Regions from separate parts of the Homo sapiens genome. Here region 1 is linked to region 2. Evidence: chromatin loops called from intact Hi-C (ENCODE). Cell type or tissue: endothelial cell of umbilical vein. All regions are shown on one strand. Each heading gives the region's core, and the rest is flanking DNA. Links, peaks and the distances in the headings are about the cores only.

Region 1 (5,388 bases), core at 144-5,143, 58 kb after region 2:
GAAGAAATACAGACTTTCTCAGACAAACAAAAATTGAGTGAATTTATTGCCAACAGACTCACCTAGCAAAAAATATTACAGGAAGTTCTTCAGAGAGAGGGACTATGCTACAGGTCAGAAACTGGGATCTGTAGAAAGAAAAGTATTGGAGAAGGAATAAGTGAAGGAAAATTTTAAACATTTAGAAAACTTAAACAATTATTCTTAATTGATCTAACAGAAAACAGTTTCTTCAAAATAATAGTGGCAACAATGCATTTGATTATGCATGCTTACATATATGTATACGAATACATATATGTGTATGTGCTTATGGATAAGTGAAATGAATGACAACAATGATACAAGGGACAGGAGGGAGGAATAAGTTTTTTTTGTTGTAAAGTACTTGTACTACCTATGAAGGGATATAGCGTTATTTGAAAGGTGACTTAGATTAGTTGTAAATGTATTTTGCAAACTCTAAGGCAACTACTAAAAAAAGCAACAAAAAAAGTATCTTAGAAAGGAGAGAAAACGGAATAATCTAAAATTATCAATTATGACCTCCAAAGGCAGAAAAGGAATGGAATTTAAAAATAAAAACAAAAAACAAAGGCAATTGATAGAAAACAGTAATAAATATTGTAGATATTAATCCAACTATATCAATAATTACTTTAAATGTCAATGGTTAAATGCACCAACTAGAAGACAGATTGTCAGAGTACATCAAAAAACAAGACCCAGCTATATGTTCTCTACAAGAAACCCACATTAAATATAAAGACACATATATTAAAAGTAAATGGATGGAGAAAGATATACTGTGCCAACACTAATAGAAAGCAGGAATAATGATATTAACTTCAGAAAGAGAAGAGTTCAGAGCACAGGAGTTGTTAGGGATTTTGGAAGGGCATTTCATAATGAAAGGGGTCAATTTGGGTGATAACAATGTGTCAATAAAGGTTTATCGATCGTAACAAATGTAGTACTCCGTAGGGGGATGTTGATAGTGGCGGAGGCTGTATGTTTGTGGAGCCAGGGAGTTGATAGAAACTCTGTACTTTCTGATTAATTTTGCTGTGAACCTATAACTGCTCTATAAAGTCTATTTTTTTTTTTTTTTGAGACTGAGTCTCGCTCTGTTGCCCAGGCTAGAGTGCAGTGGTGCAATCACGGCTCACTGCAACCTCTGCCTTCCAGGTTCACGCCATTCTCCTGCCTCAGCCTCCCGAGTAGCTGGGACTACAGGCACCCACCACCACGCCCAGCTAATTTTTTTGTATTTTTAGTAGAGATGGGGTTTCACCGTGTTAGCCAGGATGGTGTCGATCTCCTGACCTCGTGATCCGCCCGCCTCAGCCTCCCAAAGTGTTGGGATTACAGGCATGAGCCACCACGCCCGACCTATAAAGTCTGTTTTTTTAAAGTGCACATGCCCATGAAATGACATATTTTGTAAGAACCAAAGCAACAGAATGGAAATGGAAGAATTTGCATATAATGGAATACTCCATAGCAATGAAAAAGAACAAACCACAGCTGCATGTAACAACATGAGTGTATCTCACACACATAAGACACAAGAGAGTACATCTTGTGTTGTTTCATTCACATAAAGTTTAAGAACAGGTGAAATGAATCCCTGGTGATAGAAATCAGGATCATGATTACCTTTAGGCGGAAGGAGGTTAGAGCTAGGAGGAAGCATGATAGAATCTTCTGGGATGCTTAAAATGTTCAATATTTTGCTCCAGATGGTGGTTACACAGGTGGATTCATATCCAAAAATTCACCAAGCTGTATACACTTAAGTTTTGTGCACTTTGCTGCACGGCATAGTCTTTCCCTCAGCTTGTCTTTCAGCCTGGTCCTCGTCTCTAATTTTAAAACGAAATCAACAGCCACATCACAAAATAGAATTCACTTTAAAAATATGCTTTATTTTTTAAACTGAAATCCCAATTGTCCATAAGCATACAAATGGAGGGTTTCAAATTGTTTACTGGCCAGAGTATCAAGCCATTTAGCAGGCCCTTGAGAGAAGAGGTATGTTCTGGCAGAGAATCAGAGAATCATGAGCCTGAATGTACACAAAGGAGGCATGACCAGCAATGAAAAGACAGGAAGGGACGGAGATTGGAGAGAATGGTTTGGTCCAGGGAAGGTTGTTAGAAATTTCTTTCACTTCACAAGCTTGCAAAAGACCTGGGTCTCAACTTCCAGCAAATCGAGATGGAGAATTTTTTAAAACCATAATTAGGTACTTTAAAGAAATCTTCAAGTTTTGCTTTAGCTATTGGCATAATTTCCTCTATTCTCTGGGTTGCTGCAGTAGTGAGGATCTGCAAACAAAAAGGCACTCTTCATGGAAACAAGGAGAAAATAAACGGTTCTTTATATCGGCACTATTTTTTTTCCTCTCTGACTTATTCATTCATGGGTTTCTCCAACTGTCTGAGTCTCTGGGAAATGGTGTGTTTGCCCATTAATCAAGGAATACCTATTTCTCCCCTTCCTGCGCTACTAATCAAGAGAAGCAACATTTTCAACTTCTGAGAAGTCCATTTTAGACGTTCCTTGTATGACTCAGTTGACATGTTCACTGGTGACAGCAATCTTGCTATGACTAAGCAGCTTCTACTTTTGACATCTTCTAGTAGAAGAAATGAGTCGCTGTGTAGACATTTCCCTCCAGGTGGTCTTCACCTAGAGTATAACAAGTAGCCAAGTCTATAATGGGAAACTTTCTTTCAAAGAGATCTGAATGTTGATGTATTATTGCAGAGTGTTTGCTGCCTCCAAGTTCTATCTCTCACAATGTTAGAAGATGATGACTTTCTGTGGCAATAAGGATTTTTACCAGGTCTTTATTTGGTGCCCAAGAATAATACTTTTCTTGTGTTTCAGATTTTCAAAAAAATAAGAACATTCCTTCGAAGAAGCTGTTATCCAGCATCAGATCTCTGAATGCCGCTGACTGAAAAGCGGGCTTTTGCATGCAAGGTGGAAATCTATATTCAGTTGCAGGTAAATAGAAAACTAAACTCCTTCCTGTTAGACTGCCGTGCATGCCAGGTCTTCTAGTCCTAACTGCCCTGAGGCACTCTGCACATCACCCATGGTGGGTTTTGAGGCCCACTGGGATCATCTAGGACCTTGAGAAGGGGTTGGCTGTTACAGGAGCTCTAGTCTATAACACTGACAGACATTTCTTCTGCTCCATGTTTCATTTTCTTGTTTAACAGGTAGACCAATTTGCTACTAAGTTGGTTTCTCCAGCCTCGGCTGTGAAAAAGCAGCATCCTTTGGGAAGCATTTTGCACTTACTGCAATATTCCAGCGATGCCAAGTCACAATCTCAGTGAGCTCCACACTTACTCAGGTAAATTCAACTAATTCATGTGCTATGTTAGCTAAATGGAAAAATATTGATTCAACCATTCTGCTTACAAAGATTGTTAGATTTTATACTAAGTCAGAATTTCATCTGCCTCCTTTCTGACATTTGTGTAAAGGTTGGATGCCTATAACACTGAAAATAATTTATAATATACTGACCTCTATGAGCTTACAGTGGTATAGTGCTGTAAGCTATTAACATCCTTATTTACCCTGAGAGGATGCAGGATAGTTAGAAACACAGATAATTGGTATTGTAAGGCCAATTGCCTATGTCTTAAGAATAATTATCATTATTTGCCTGGCATTTTATTTAGGAATAGGCTAATGGCATTCTTTATAAACAGTGCTATCTTATTCTTAAGTTTAGCTCTGTTTCTTAAATAAAGATAATTCCTTAAGATCCTTTTTTCAAAATTCTAAAAGGACCTGTCTTTTACTACAAAAACTTTAATAATTTTTATTTTTTCCAATGTTTTATTATGAACATTTTCTAACATATAGAAAATTCAGAAGAAAAATACAATGAACACTCATATCACTTAGACACCTACCATTTAGATTCAACAATTGTTAACATTTTGCCAGATAAGTGGGTGTGTGCACTTGTGTGTGTATGTTGTTTGCTGAACCTATATCAAAATAAGCAACAGACTTCATGATATTCTTCCCTAAATATTTCAGGGTCATCTCCTAAAAATAGGGCATTCCACTACATGATCACAATACTACTAACACATCCAAGAAAATTAGCAATTATTATAATATTATCTTATACCCAGATCATGTACAAATTTTCTCATTTGTTCCTCAGATATATATTTAAGCATGTGTTGAATGGCTGGGTTTTGTTTTAAATCCAGGTTTGTATATTGCATTTTGTTTCTGTATTTCTTTTAATCTCTTTTAGTGCAACAGTGTTCTCAGTAGCACCCTCATGCCCCAACACATCTTCTTTTCTTTGGCATTGAATTTTTAAAGCATCCAGGACCATTGTTTTGTATCATGTCTCAAATATGTTTATTTCTTCATAGTGTCCTATAGCTGGTTCATCTCCTGTGTATTTGTCATGAACTGTAAGTTGAAGTCCTTTAGCTGCATCTTAAATATTTGATCCTAGTTATAGCCACTTATGTTGGCTTTTCTATCGTTGCATGTAAATAAGACTTGACCTTATTCAATAAACTAAAGTCTTTCTGATTTTATAAAATATAAGTGCCTCTAAGTGAGACCTCTCTCCTGTACTTTATGACTTCTTAGTAAATGCATAGCACATATTTACCATCTGAATCACACCATTCAGATTCAATCTCTCTGGATTCTTGTAAGTCATCCAAAATTTTTCATTTAGAATGTGGTGTACTACACTCAAAATTACTCTTTTCCTGCCAATATGCTGTCTTTTTTTCCTTAGGATTATCTCTTTGGAGATTTTTAATTAAATATATTCTTTTCTACTGATAGGCAGTTAAAGTCTGAAACTTTAAACATCTGGTTATCTACTTCTAGGGTAATAATGTATTTTAGAAAAACCTAGAAATTAATGCAATTTATAAAAATAACTAAATTATTTAGTGTACCAAGTGTGAGAGAAATCTGTATGCTAATTCTAGAATGTGCAGTAACATGAAGTAGAATAGTCTCTAGACAAGTGTGAAATTTTTAATTAATCCAAGCTATATCTGAAAAAGTGATGTTTGAGGGTTTCAGAGTGATTGTAAATTAAACTAATTACAAATTGATTACCATTGATAAGTTGGTCCTTTAAATTCTTAAGATAAAATGAAAGCTGAATTTTTATTTGTGACTGATTTGACTATTTCTGTACAATATTTGCTTTAGGAAACATTTTAGTGTTTTCAAAATTCACCTTTTAGCTGGATCCAGTGATACGTCTGACAAAATGACAGGCAATTTGGAAAGCGAACATGAAAATATCTGAGGAAGGGCAGTCCAGACTGAAGGAACTGCAAATACAACAAACCTAGAGACAAACCATCA
Region 2 (5,388 bases), core at 145-5,144:
AGAGATGAAATAAATCTGGATTTTTAATGACATCAATGAACCACTGGAAAAACCAGCCCTGAAACCCACCCACCTGGCCCTGGACTCCTTGTTATGTAGTAGTCTGTATTGCTTAAGCCAGGGCTTCTTTCTCCTGGAGCTGAAGCACACAAACAGATATAATGGGTAATTTTAACTTCTTCTTTTGGCTCATATGAGTTTTCTAAGTCTTTTTATATGAGAATGTATTTCTTTTGTAATATTAAATAAAACACTAAAATCGGACCGGGCGCGGTGGCTCATGCCTGTAATCTCATCACTTTGAGAGACTGAGGCAGGCAGATCACAAGGTCAGGAGTTCAAGATCAGCCTGGCCAATATGGTGAAACCCCGTCTCTACTAAAAATACAAAAATTAGCCAGGTGTGGTGGCGGGTGCCTGTAGTCCCTGCTACTTGAGAGGCTGAGGCAAGAGAATTGCTTGAACCCGGGAGGTGGAGGTTGCAGTGAGCCGAGATTATGCCACTGCACTCCAGCCTGGGCGACAGAGTGAGGCTCCGTTTCAAAACAACAACAACAACAACAAAAACCCAATAAAATTATTTCTTTAATACAAGGGGAAAATAAGCAAAATATGATAACCTTTTGTCTTCCCACCAGTGAGGTGCCCCTTTCCATTGAAGTGAAAAAGTTAGCTGAATTATTTTCGTTTCGTTGCTACCAAAAATGAAAAAAAAATCTTTTAGTTTATAAGACCCACATATGAACACTTAGTGAGTTTGACCCTCCCAGTGCTTAAGTTACCACAAAGGAACAAGGTGGGGCTATGGGGCTATTTATGACAATCTTGCTCCATGATACTTTCATAAGATCTCTAGGTCCACATGAAGCCGTGAGATGCAGAAGCCACCTTGTTAGGGACACTTCAGATTCGGAGATGACACACAGAGGATGTGCCAGGCGCAGTGTTACTCTCGCAATTATTTACAAAGTTAAATTTCTTAGAAGACTGTCTATACTCATCAGTTCCAATTCATACCCTCCCATTGATTTTTGAACTCACTGTGATCTGGAGTCTTTCGAAGGCCATGGATGATCTTCTTATGACCAAGTTCAATGGTACTCTTCAATGACTGTCTCACTTATGTCTGCGGCATTCTTGTTTCTTTACTGTCTTTTGAAATTTTTTCTCCCTTGACTTCTGATACTCCTGATTTCCCCCTTCCTTTCTGTACACTCCTAAATCTTCAGGCTTCTCTCACTCTCCTCACCTCTTACAGGTTGAAATAGCCAAGAATTTTTCCTTCTCTATTGTCTTTTCAGTGACCCAAATCCTCTTTTTCATGTGATTGGGTCTCACACTGCCACCCAGGCCAGAGTGCAGTTGCACAATCATAGTTCACTGCAGCCTCCTTCTCCTGGGCTCAAGTGATCCTCCTGCCTCAGCCTCCCAAAGTGCTGGGTTTACAGGCATGAGCCACTGTGGCCCCAAATCCTTTTGATTAGTACTATTCAGTAGAAATTTCTGCAGTGATGGAAATGTTCTGTATCTGTGCTGTCCAGCAGGGTAGCCAGTAGCCACACTTATGTATGCAGGATTTGAAATGTGGATAGTGCAACTGATTGTCTAACTAAGTACATATTTTCCTCTACTTTTAGAATATTTTGGAAAAAAATATTGGGGCCTCAGTTTTGTTGAAATAATTGCTTCAGTTCTCTGCTGGATGAGTCTGCAAAGATCTAGGTGGTAAGATATAAGGCCAATTGAGTAGTCTAGTTAATCCTGTACTTTCCACACTGTAATAAATTTACACTCTTTTCTCTTAAAGCTTACATGTAGTGAGATGTCCTGTATCCAAGTCCTGCCAATGTGTTACTCATCTTGAACTGGCTGAGGTGAGGATAGGAAAATACCTCTCCTGTTGGCACTTTTTAACTCTATCCCTAGCCTTTATTTGAGCTAAATTTCCTATCCCCAGGCAGGTTTATATGCAGAATTTCACTGCTGGTTTACCTTATTGCTTGTTAAATATCTGGCCATCCTTTGATTATTCAACCTAAAATCCAGCCATTGCTTCTTCTATACTTTGTTCATTCATCTTTGGTGAGTACCTCCAGCTCAGGAAGAATAGGAATATTTTGCAGTGTGGAGATGGGAAGGACCAACCACCGAGAATTTTAATGATCAACTCTGGACGATAGTGTAAAAAACACCAGAAGAAAGTGATGTAGTCAGCATTACTAAATTTCAGTGATTATAACTTTTGAAGCTCACTAGCAAAAAAGAAAAAAAAAAGTGTTATGCAAATGTACCTCTCTCTTTTCTTTATTTCCTTTTCCCAGCAAAAACATTGTAAATTGCTAAAAGTCTTCTGGTGACTTGTCATATTTGGCACGAGTTTAATTGGTTTTGGCAATTGTGTTTTAGTGACTCATGAGAGAATACTTTTAGTTTTTTTACTAACAGATGTAGCAGTGCCTGTGCTAAAAGCAATGACAATAATGTCATAAGGTTATAAAATGGCAGGAATTTGCTGCTGGTGGTCCAATAAAAACAAACTAGTATGAAGAGGGAGCTGTGGGAAGATAAGATGTAAAATATACAGTGCTATAAATGTTTAGTCACAAAAGATCTGATCTTTTGTCGTTTATTTAAACAACACATGTTGAAATTGGGAATCTGCACATGATATCCTAGGAACCACTACATTTTGAATTCAATGTGTTTGTAATCATATTTCATTTGCATCATTGCTCTCATTTCTTGTTCAGGGAAGTGACTCTAACACCACTAGAAAATTGAGATGATATCCTACTCATACTTTGTTTCTTTAAGAAATGTCTTTTTGAAAACTGTGTTATATTTCTGGGTCTTTAAAACGGTTATCATTTCCCCTTGCATCATCTGATTGGATGGCCATTACAACTAGAGAAGTCACTTTCTTTTGAAACATGAAATACTTATGCAGCCAATGTTTGAATGCCCATTTGTCCGCCATGAACTCTGCCAGGTATTGGAGAAACAGCTCTGGACAAGTCCCTGGCCTCCAGGAGCTTACCGTCCAGAGGGAGAAAAGGCAAGAAGATACTTGTGCTGCTTATTAAAGGCTATGTTAGAAGAACTATACACTATGTCAACATCATAGAGATGAGGTCCGTTCATGTGGGATATTCCCAGTCTCCTCTCTAGTCCAGACCAAAGCGGCATTCTACTTTGCCTCCACCTCAGTCCTGTGGGGTGATTCTGTCTTTGCCATCCTTGATGGTGGATTTTCATGTTTTCGAATAAAGAGAATGGGGAGAGAAAGATTGAAAAGGTGTGAGGAGGTCAGTCGCAGTGGCTCGCGCCTGTAATCCCAGCACTTTGGGAGGCTGAGGTGGGCGGATCACCAGGTTAGGAGATCTAGACCATCCTGGCTAATGCAATGAAATTCTGTCTCTACTAAGAACACAAAAATTAGCCGGGTGTGGCGGCGCTTGCCTATAATCCCAGCTACTCAGGAGGCTGAGGCAGGGGAATTGCTTGAACCCGGGAGGCAGAGGTTGCAGTGAGCTGAAATTGCGCCACTACACTCCAGCCTGGGCAACAAGAGTAAGACTCTGTCTCAAAAAAAAAAAAAAAAAAATAGAAAAGAAAGAAAAGGTGTGAGGAAAGGAAAGGGGAACAATTATTTTTTCCTAGATTAGTTCCTGGGCTTCAGCATTATGAAAAAAAAAAAATCCTCATGGTGGGGAAAATAGAAAAACACTTAAAAAGAAGTTGAGGCTGGGTAGAGTGGCTCACACTTGTAATCCCAAAACTTGGGGAGGCCGAGGCAAGAGGACCCCTTGAGGCCATGAGTCTGAGACCAGTCTGGGCAACATAGTGTGACCCTGTGTCTACAAAAAATACAAAGAAAGAAATCAGGCAGCTGTAACTGCTAGGCTGGAGTCCTACCTACTTGGGAGATTGAAGTGGAAGGATTGCTTGAGCTCAGGAGTTTGGGATTGCAGTGAGCTGTGATCATGCCACTGCGCTCCAGCCTGGACAACAGAGAGAAACCTTGCCTTACAAAAAGATAAAAGAAAAAAAGAAGTTGTCGAGGGGCTAAGCCATGATACATAAAAACTGATGAGCAGATTACAGAGGTCAATATACCTCCAATCAAAAGGCACACCCCTGACCAGTTCCCCCTGACCTGGGTCTAGGCCAAGGCTCTCAATCCCAGAGACAGAAGGGGATTTGCTTCTCTTCATCCAGTCTCTTGCTAGTCTGTGGCCCATTTACGCAGTCACAGCAAACAATGGCACATTTCCAGCAGTTTGGAGCATCGGTGGTGTGCTCCAGCGCCAGGTGTAGGCACTGGCATAATGCTCCCTGGTGTGCTGTGAGAGGCCCTGCCCAGCTCCTGTTCAACATCTCCTCCCGCATAAGGCAAGAGTGGAGCATATGTGTACAGAGGACCAGACACACGTGCATATGCACACACACACACACACACACACATCTCCCAGGAAGCACAAACCTTAATTCGAATTTAGGAGAAAAATACCCTCTAAATCTGCAAGAGTATAGTACTACTCAAAATTACACCACAATTAATAAACTAAACAACAAACTCTGTAAATGAAAGACTTGAATTACGATTAGCTATAATTAAGATTAGATTTCCCTAAGATTAATGAGCGGCCGCTTGTTTTATACATGTTTTCAAGGCACCCATTCTGGTCATTTTACCAAAGCAAAATTTGCTCAAAAGATGTCTCTACTTCTAGAAACAGAAAACTGCTAGAAAATGATGTTTTTTAACATATAGATTTTTTTAAAATAAGGGAAATCATATCTAAGAAGATAAAACCAACTCACAATTTCACATACAGATGATCTTGCTGACTTTTAAAAAGTACACATATATGTGATAAAAGTTCAAACAGTGCAGGAGGGGTTTCTCAAAAGAGAAATCTCACTCTTTCATTGCTTTTGAAGGTAACCACTACTAAATCTTTTTCTTAACTATTTTATTTTGTTATGTGGTAAAATATATATAACATAAATTTGCCTTTTTGAGCATTTCAACTGTACAATTAAGCGGCATTAACTACATTCATGCTGTGGTGCCACCATCACCCCTATCCTTTTTCAAAGTTTCTCATTATCCAAAACAAACTCTGTGGCAATTAAGCAATAACTCCCCCATTTCTCTTTTGCTCTAGTTCATGGTAACTTTTACTTTTTTTTTTTTTTTTTTTTGAGACGGAGTCTCACTCTGTGGCCCAGGCTGGAGTGCAGTGGTGCAATCTTGGCTCACTGCAACCTCCACCTCCCGGGTTCAAGTGATACTCCTGCCTCAGCCTCCCGAGTAGCTGGGATTACAGGCGCGTGCCACCATGCCCAGCTAATGTTTGTATTTTTAGTAGAGACAGGGTTTCA

What was found. Peaks named below come from ENCODE experiments on the same cell type or tissue, not always from the same donor. Only the 100,000 strongest peaks of a DNase experiment are listed, where the experiment ranks them.
Region 1: it touches region 2 in a loop (4-fold over the local background); 4 of 110 quality-filtered maps call a loop at or near these places.

The regions. Positions count from the first base shown.
Region 1 is chr9:95,850,165-95,855,552 of GRCh38, forward strand. It overlaps ERCC6L2-AS1 (ERCC6L2 antisense RNA 1), which reads right to left. Exons shown (of 3, transcript NR_023390.1): 2 at 63-128. LOC124902221 (a long non-coding RNA gene) reads left to right here and starts at 2,133. Exons shown (of 3, transcript XR_007061680.1): 1 at 2,133-2,248; 2 at 2,896-3,015; 3 at 3,234-3,622. RefSeq lists an enhancer at 2,463-2,757. In endothelial cell of umbilical vein, for the core only: no CTCF peak of the experiment used is centred there; DNase peaks (open chromatin) are centred at 2,597 and 4,597; H3K27ac peaks cover 1,856 bases.
Region 2 is chr9:95,791,914-95,797,301 of GRCh38, forward strand. No RefSeq gene overlaps it. Among named protein-coding and RNA genes, the nearest start is that of ERCC6L2, 81 kb to the right of the region's middle. In endothelial cell of umbilical vein, for the core only: no CTCF peak of the experiment used is centred there; a DNase peak (open chromatin) is centred at 2,448; H3K27ac peaks cover 1,805 bases.